Linked DNA regions of Homo sapiens: region 2 is linked to region 1. Evidence: chromatin contacts called from ENCODE Hi-C data. All regions are on one chromosome and are shown on one strand. The core of a region is the stretch at or near the end of the contact, and the rest is flanking DNA. Distances in the headings are between cores, read along the strand shown.

Region 1 (4,075 bases), core at 610-3,109:
CGGGTGATGAAATTCAGATAATCTGAGGATGACAGAGGCAGCCCATAATCCTGGAGGAGCCTCCCACCATTCCATGTAATCCAACCTTCCTGGGTTATATATTACCGGGGAAAACCTGGGCCACAGAAAGCCCCTGACCATGATTTCTGTGTGCTGGCTGGTGTATCTTTGGGAACTCTATCCAGTCTTCCATCTAGTTTCTCGCTGATAGGCTTGGGAACCTCTTTAGAATGCCTCATGTATGCGACACAAATTAGTTCTCTTGACCATCTCCCCTGAAAGCCATTCGCTTCTAGCCGCCTGTCTTGGCTCCCTGCCAGTGTGCCTCTGACTTTGCAAATGCTGCAAGAGGCAGCTATGTTCCCAACGGCTGCCCAAATGGGATGCCACCACGGGCGCCTGCCTGCTCTGTGGTGGTAGGAGATAAGGATACTTTCAGAGCTCTGAGCAAAGTGCTTGGAGAGGGCCCTCCGAGATGGGAGAGAGGCTTTTGGATTTGGGCATTGGGGACTGCTCATGAAGGGAAGCCTTTGATCTGGAGCATGTCAGGTGGTGAGGGCAGGGGGCAGGGGTGGGGTGAGCAGAGGCTATTCTGGGCAAGGAGAACCTCATTGGTGAGACACACAAAGAGATTTGAGACTGAACTGTGTTCAGTACGAAGCCCCAAACTCAGCTGGAGCTGACCCTAGATTGCCTTCGATTCAAATCCTACCTGAATATACAGGGCCCAGGAGAAACTCTGCCTCCTTTCTCTCCAGCCATTCTGGCTGTCAGCAGCATTTATCATGCAAAAAAAAGCAACAACTATTTGTTGAGGCCAGCTGTTTGCCAGCACTGTTCTCCATCTGGCGTGGATTGAGATACTTTCTCTCCATACTTTCTGGGTTCATTGAAGTTGGGTGAGATGGAGATGGGACAGGACCCTCCAAGCCTCCTGATTGAGCCTTTAAGCCTCCCTCTCCCCTTGTCCCAGGCTGGGAAGGTTTTCCTCATTTTTTAGCATCCAGTGAGTGACTGGTAGCCATGGCCAGATATGGCCTGGAGCTGGTTTTCCAGGGCCCACTTTAGATTAGGTGCTTGGCAATGATGGGGCAGAGCATGAAGGTGAGAAGGAGTTGGGTCTCTGTGCCTGGTAGCATCAGAATCTCTTCTATCTCAAGGTCCTGAGAGGTATGTGGATACTTGTGGATGCATTGGTGGCCAAGTTCATTGGTGGCCAAAAAGAAAAAAAATAAATAATCAAAGACCATACAGAGAAACTAGAACATTAAAACAACTTCTCCAGAAAGACGGGCAAGATGAAGGTGAGACTAAACAGAGACCTTGATACCTTGAGATCCAGCCTCAGGTTCTCGTGGTCACACGCTGTTGCTTCTTGGACTCTGAGATCTCTGGATGCCACTCTTGGAATTCTTGGAGAGGATCTGGGACTCTCCCCACATTGGGGAGGAGGCAGACTCACAGGATTTTAGTCTATGTGACATGTAACTAGATTGGCAACAAAGGAAACCACATCATAGCCACACAGAGGAGGGAATGCAGCCACGGAGCTGGAATTGCCTGCCTCGGGGGTGATGGTTGGAGTCCCTCAATATTTGACAAGAGTCTATCTTTATTTTCCGAAAAGAAGCAGAGTAGAAATGAAAAAGAATCATTCAAAGGATGACGAGTTGAGTGTTTGGAGGGGCAGTTACAGTTTCCACCCCTTAAACACTGGGAAAACAACAAGAGTCGCAGCAACCCTAGAGATTCCGGAGAGTTCTGGACTGCACTGGAAGTGCATGGAAGCTGAGTGGGAGGGGGAGGAAAGTGATGCCTAAAAATACTCCATGAGGGAGGGCTTATGAGGTCATCTCCCCAGGATACTCTGTCTACCCTGGCCAGACTCTGACCGCAGCCCCAGGGCCAGCTCTGAGTACAGTCATCTGAATAGGGCAGGAGCTTAGGAACGGGTGTTGATGGATGGGCAGCTTGAGAGGGACAAGGGGAACCTGGAGAGGATTCAGAGAAGGGACCCAGAGGTGATGAAATGGCTGGAAACTAGAGCTCGGTGGCCAGGTCAAGGGACTGGGACTGGCTCTACCTGGAGAAGAGAGGGAGGTTTGAGTGAGGGGTTAGGGAAGAGCCCTGCCCCCCGGTGCTCAGGCCCTGGCTCTTCTCTGGCCTTGCTGAGGATGGAATTAGGGTCACAGTGCAGCTTTGCTCTTGAGGATGGACTGAGTTCCTGGAGCTTTAGAAACCCTATAGCAAGGGGGAGCTACGTTTTCAGATTATCAGCACGATCACCCCCTTCTGTAATTGAGAGTGACTAACACTTACAGCCATTGCAGCTCACAGATCCCTAAAGCCCTTGTGGCCTGGAAGAATGACTCATGAATGGTGTTTCAGACAGCTGGCCTGGCTGGGGGTGGACACAGGTTTGAACAGTTGGGACACATGCCTGGTACGCATCAATCACTCTCAGTCTGTTGCCCAGGCTACAGGGCAGTGGTGCGATCACAGCTCACTGCAGCCTTGAACTCTTGAGCTCAAGTAATCCTCCCAACTCAGGCTCTGAGTAGCTGGGATTCCAGGTGTGAGCGATTGCGCCCAGTCTGAAGCCCCTCATTTTTACACTGGACCCATGAAAGGAGGACTGGAATGAGGTTGGAGTGGGTGGGTATAGACTTTCTCAGGAGGAAGAAACTAACTCATACTTCTGCGGCACCTTCCGTGTGCCAAGAACTTTACGTGGGTAGCCTCATTTAATTTTTACAATAATCCTGTCGGGGAAGGAAGAGACAAACTGTTCTTTCCATTTTACAGATTAGGAGATCAAGCAAAAAGAGATTAAGCTTGTACCCAAACTCACCTAGTTACAATTGGAGTGGTACAGTTGAGACCTGACCAGGCAGGTCTAATTCCAGAGCCCACTTGCAGTTGATGAGGGAAATCTAGAGACATAGTCAGATTTTTCATCTGGCCCCAGAACTCTTCAGACAAAGGTGCCCAGGAGCACATCCTTAGGTCAAGCTCACCTTCTGACTCTCAGAGTCCACATCTAAATTTAGAGAAGGCCAGTTCAGAGATTCTCCAGTACCCCTCCCATGTCTTAGCTTTGGAGGGTCCAACTTGGAGCATCCCTGAGGTTTCCCTAGGTGGAGAGAAAAGCTATGTGGGGGAGGAGAGATGCAGTTTACGTGTCTCAAAGTGGTGAAAGAGATACAATCCCCAAGCTTGGATTTGCAATTGGTGTCTGGTTGCCTTGGCCTGGAATCTGAACCTGAACTGTTTTCCATGGGCAAATTAGCTAAACAATCCAGCCCACAAAGGGAGCAGCTCTGATATGTCGGTGAACAAGCTCAGAGAGGTGGGGGGCCGTGGGGGTGCACAGAGTTGACAGCGGAGGGAGGAAGGCTACTGGCGAGAAGCCGACCTTCTCTTATCTTGCTGCCTGCGGAGTCAGCCTTTGCTTGAGAACCTGGCGAGGAGGCTGGTCTGATTTCCCTGTGGTCTGAACGGTGGGAATTTTGTTTTGGTGGCAGATTATATTTTCCCAAGGTGGTTTGAGTTACACCTACCCCGTTTCATTTAATTAGGCTGGTGCTGCTGTCTATTGTGTCTCCTGGGCCTTCTTGCATGAATAAATAGTAACGTGTTTGTTTTCTTTTGGGTGGGGCACTTTTTAAAAAATGGTGGGGTTGGCAAAAGTGGGGAGGTCCTCAGGAGGGATGATGAAGTCATCAGGAAACAGGTTAGAGGCAAATGTTCACCCCGTGGAGCTCAATAACTCCTTTCCCCCACCTCTGGGGCCCACTTTTATACAATGTATTCAGAGCCTCCTCTGTTTTCACTTCTGTTCCCAGCCAGGCTTGCTTTCTCTTTGCGGTGTGCCTGGAAATCAGGTGTTTCCTCCTCCAGGCCTACTGGCCTCCCCTCATCCCTTCTCATTTTACTGTAGTTTTCCATCCAGCTCCCTCCTTCTCTCTCTCTCTCCATCTCTCTCTAGCTTCTGGCTACTCCAAGATTATTAACAGGCAACCATGAAATATTATGCAGCCATAGAAAGAATATAGGAACTCTATACACGTCCACA
Region 2 (4,075 bases), core at 735-3,234, 110 kb after region 1:
CATTCCATGCCTGCTGCTTCTCTCCAAACTCTGAACCAGTCTATGGAGTCTTACTGGCTACCCACCACCTGCCACCATCAGTCCCTGGCCCTGCTCCCTGTGGACACCTACTCTTACTTTATCAGATCCTGCTTGCTTGGCTTTCTTCTTTGGGTGATTTAAGGCGAGCAGGTCCAATTCAGGGAACAGCTTGAATGCTGAACTGTGACTGGCTGACTGTGTTGTTCTGTGATGAGTGCTGCAGACACAGATAGACAAGCACAGCCCCTACCCTTGTGGGTCCACTCAAGGTACTGCCTCAGTGGGATACGGGACCCAGCTTCTACTGGGTCCCAATTTTTAAATTGTCTAAAGTTTCACAAGCTGTTGCCAAACACAGCCGTTTGTCAAATCATAGTTGAACTGCAATGATAAACTCACTATAGACACAAGAGTTTGGCAAAAATTCACAAAAGCGTTCTGTGAGAATCCATTGGTCATACGGAACTTACAATAGAGTGTTGCTTATTTTATTATTAATAAATTGTACATGCCCTTGTATCAGCAACATTTATTTTATATGTACAATCATAGGCTAGAGCCAGGGTCACCGCCATTTGCTGCACCAGCACGCCTGCCTCCTTAGTGCTCTGTGGCCCCCAAGATGCCCTGTTAACTTTCCTGGTTCTCATGGGTCATGCAGATGTTCTCAACCCCTTTCCAACTCTTTCCCAGGAGGGCAAAAGGAGAACAAGTGGAACGGGCAGGTAAAATCCATATGAGCCTCACCTCGCAGGGCATTCTGAGACAACATCTGCTGCAGCTGGGCTGCTAGCTGGCCGGACACTCTTCAGTCACGCTCTGACAGATGGATCCAAATAAATCAGTTCACAGCAGGAAAGGGCTTGGAGAGTTCCAAGTTTGTTGAAACCAGATCTGGTCTGGAGGGACAGAGAGAAGCCATTTCAGAGAGAGCCAGGAGGGACAGGCCTCAGGCCAGATAGGTGCTCCTGCTCAGAAAGGAGCCCAAGAGGCAGTTTCCCGGTGGGACCTTCTACACTTTCCCCAGGAGCCCCTCTTAGCCTCCCCTTGACTGGACTTTTGAGACATTGATGGGCTACATGTGTGTAAGAGCGTGCAGCTGTCTAATTCTTGTGCACATTCCTAGACCTGTAGTGCCCAGGGTCAACATGGCAGTTAAGGGAGGTTTGGAGGGCAGCATGAGCCACTGGGTCAAGTGTGCATGAAATTGACAGGCCTGGGTGCAACTCACCTGCTACTGGCTGGAGAAGCTTGAGGCCCACTGTTGTCCTATCACCAGAGATGAGCTTGGAGAAGACCTTCTGTGTTTAAAGATGTTTCTGTGGATGTCGTGTGTTCCAAGCAGACATTCAGTTGTGCTCTAGCTTATTTCATAGTGCAAAGGATCATAGTTTTCCATCTCTGGAGTTTTCTTTCTGGGTCTGCCACAGTCCCCTGTTTCTGGATCAGAAAACGTGAGAGTAGGGTTGTCTATAACGCGCTTTGGTAACATGTCCCACTACCTCCAATCTGTGTTCTCATGCTGCAGTGGCAGTGTACAAAATCCTTTTGTCTAGTTCAAGTATCTCTAGCTGTGACTACAACACATTCCCTCTTATAACTAAAGAGCCTCTGAACCCAGGGGAGCTTCCTGCTGCTCATGCAAATTTTCTTTTTCAGATTCATGGGAAATACCTAACGCTTCTTTCTCCTGAACGTGGGGACTGCTGTGGATGTTGGCAAGGGAGAGACAGCAGGGGAGGGGTGGATCTGGCCTTGCAGGCAGGTCATTTAGGCTCATGAGGCATCTAAAATGGGGCAGTTGAGCCTTGGATTCAGAGTCTGGAGTCTCAAGAGATGGCAGAGCAGCCCTGGAGAACCAGGTTGGGAGTACTAATTCCAGGCCAGTGCCAGCTTGCTGTCTGTGCTCTTATTGATGTATGGAATCCAGGCCACTGCTCCCTCGCCAGGAGCCATGTGAAATAAACCTGTCTTATTACTCATGCCTAAGCCAGTTTGCTGGGTGCTGATCATTGCCAGAGAGAGGCCAGAAGCCAGCAGGCGAATGGTGTCCCTGACGGAGACTTACTTCCCCGGCTGTCATTGGAGTTGGCTCAGAGGACAGGGTCTCATATCACTGTGCCCTCCCACGATCCCCTTGGCAGTTTCTCCTTTGAGAATTGACCAGGCCAAGCTCAGCCACGCTGACATCACAGAGCCTGGTGGTGCCTGGGGTACTCATGATGGCAATGTCCAAAAATAAACGCTATTGACCGATAATGGTTTGAAATGCAATTTGTCAGGGTGGAAGTGGGCAGGTCTGATGACAGCAGGTGTTGCTAATGGCAGTGAGGGGCAAGATAGATGGGCAAAGGCCATCTGAGGACTTTCCTTCCCTTGCCCAGCACCCTCTACCTGGCGGCTCAGTCTTTTTCTCATTTCTTCCCATAAGGAACAATAATACCATTGCCAGATGGGCATGTCTTCCTATATGGTTTTCAAATTATGTTTCCTTGGAGAGCTGTGCTGAGGATCACCTGAGAGCTTGGGAGAGGGGACTAAGTGGGACTGTAATTGTCATTTTATGCGCTAGGAAGGTGAGACACAGAAGTTCAGTGAGGTGCCCAATTTGTAAGAGGCAGAGCTCGTTCTAGAACAGGATGTTCTGATTCTGGACTCAGAGTTTTTCTCCTCTGTGGCAGGTTTCCTCCTGCCACTCCTCCATGTTATGCCCCATGCTTCACGAAGTGCCCATGGCTTAGGTTAATGCCTGGTAGACCTGATAAACCAATCCATTGTTTTATTAGGAATAGGTAATGTGGATGGTCAAAAAGGAGAGACTTTTGAGTGGATTGCATGGTGACTTTTAATATAGAGTTAGCAGATTTAGCAAATGAAAATATGGATGCCCAGTTCAATTTGAATTTCAGGTAATCAGTGAATACTTTTTTAGTATAAGTATGTCCCAAATATTGCGTAAGACATGCTTTAGATTAAAAATATGAAATTCAAATTGAACTGGATGTTCTGTATTTTATCTGGCAATCCTATTTTAATGACCCCCCAAACTATGCCATGAGAACGTCATTTTCATCACTGCTAAGACCACTCTATATTAGAATATTAGAATTTGCTAGCCAAGGAAGATGACTGAGAAATTAAGGTTGGGAGCTGACTTTCAGGGTGACTTTGAAGTTAATGCTGTATAACTAGGGGTTAGGTGGGGACAGGTTGAACTAATAACCCTAGGACCCTTCCAGTTTATGTGATGACGGCATGTCCAGCCATTAGCTTTTTATCATCCCATAGCTCTTGGATGCTGTATTCTGTTTTTGTTTCACTTTGTTGTGTTTTCTACCCTTTTTTGCCTTTGCGCTTCAGTTTGTTTAATTTCTATTGACCCATCTTCAAGTTCACCAATTTTTTCCTCAGCTGTGTTGAGTCTGTGAAGAGTCAGCCACTGGTTTTAGCAGCAAGAACCAGCTCCATACATGGAATAAAGTTGTAGCTGGAGGAACTGGTCATGAGAAATAACTTCCTATGGTGGAGGATGTGATGTCCTAGAAGAGAAGACTGAGGGAATCTGTGCTCTAAGTCCGCTACAAGGAGTCTTTTGGGGAGTAGGGAGAGAGGGGGAAGGTGGTTCCCGTTTTTTCTAGCTCAAACATTTACTGTGGTTCGGAAGTGAAGGGAGGGGTTTTTCTGCAGTTACTCCTAAGGTGCCAAAGCAGGACCCACCAGGAAACTGGGCAAAGCCTTGAACCCAGTAAAAGATAAATGGGAGATGAAAAATGTTAGAAGGAGTCAAGGTTAGAAAATTTCTAGCCTAAGAAAAAAGTCTTTGTGCCCAGATATGGGGGTAAGGGCTGGATCTGCTGGCTCAAAGCCTCTAAGCACAGCTTTGTAGTGATTACGGTACTGGTTTAGGGAGGCTTGCAAAGTGTCAAGAGGTTAGGTAGGTCCTGGAGGTGATTATATATATTTTAAAGACCGTAAATACCTGCTCCTTTTTGAGTACCCAGCGCTAACACACTGTGGTAGTAACTCCAGTGACTGTAATGTTAAACAGGGCTCA

The links. A loop is a pair of places that touch in the nucleus more often than their neighbours do. Pooled maps may share reads with other maps.
Region 2: a map of gastrocnemius medialis shows a loop between it and region 1 (5-fold over the local background). The contact joins two enhancer-like sites. A Hi-C loop is called at or near these places in 4 of 168 maps with a recorded cell type or tissue (Caco-2, K562, cardiac septum and 1 more) and 5 of 50 pooled maps.

The regions. Positions count from the first base shown.
Region 1 is chr2:216,772,917-216,776,991 of GRCh38, forward strand. The region is part of intron 3 of IGFBP-AS1 (IGFBP5 antisense RNA 1); the gene reads left to right. Among named protein-coding and RNA genes, the nearest start is that of IGFBP5, 79 kb to the left of the region's middle. Within about 2 kb of position 1,860, at least 12 of the 41 ENCODE cell types and tissues checked have a DNase peak (open chromatin) inside an H3K27ac peak, as active enhancers do; they include gastrocnemius medialis, where a contact is called at or near this core.
Region 2 is chr2:216,887,372-216,891,446 of GRCh38, forward strand. No RefSeq gene overlaps it. Among named protein-coding and RNA genes, the nearest start is that of TESHL, 19 kb to the left of the region's middle. RefSeq lists an enhancer at 1,367-1,894. Within about 2 kb of position 1,985, at least 3 of the 41 ENCODE cell types and tissues checked have a DNase peak (open chromatin) inside an H3K27ac peak, as active enhancers do; they include gastrocnemius medialis, where a contact is called at or near this core.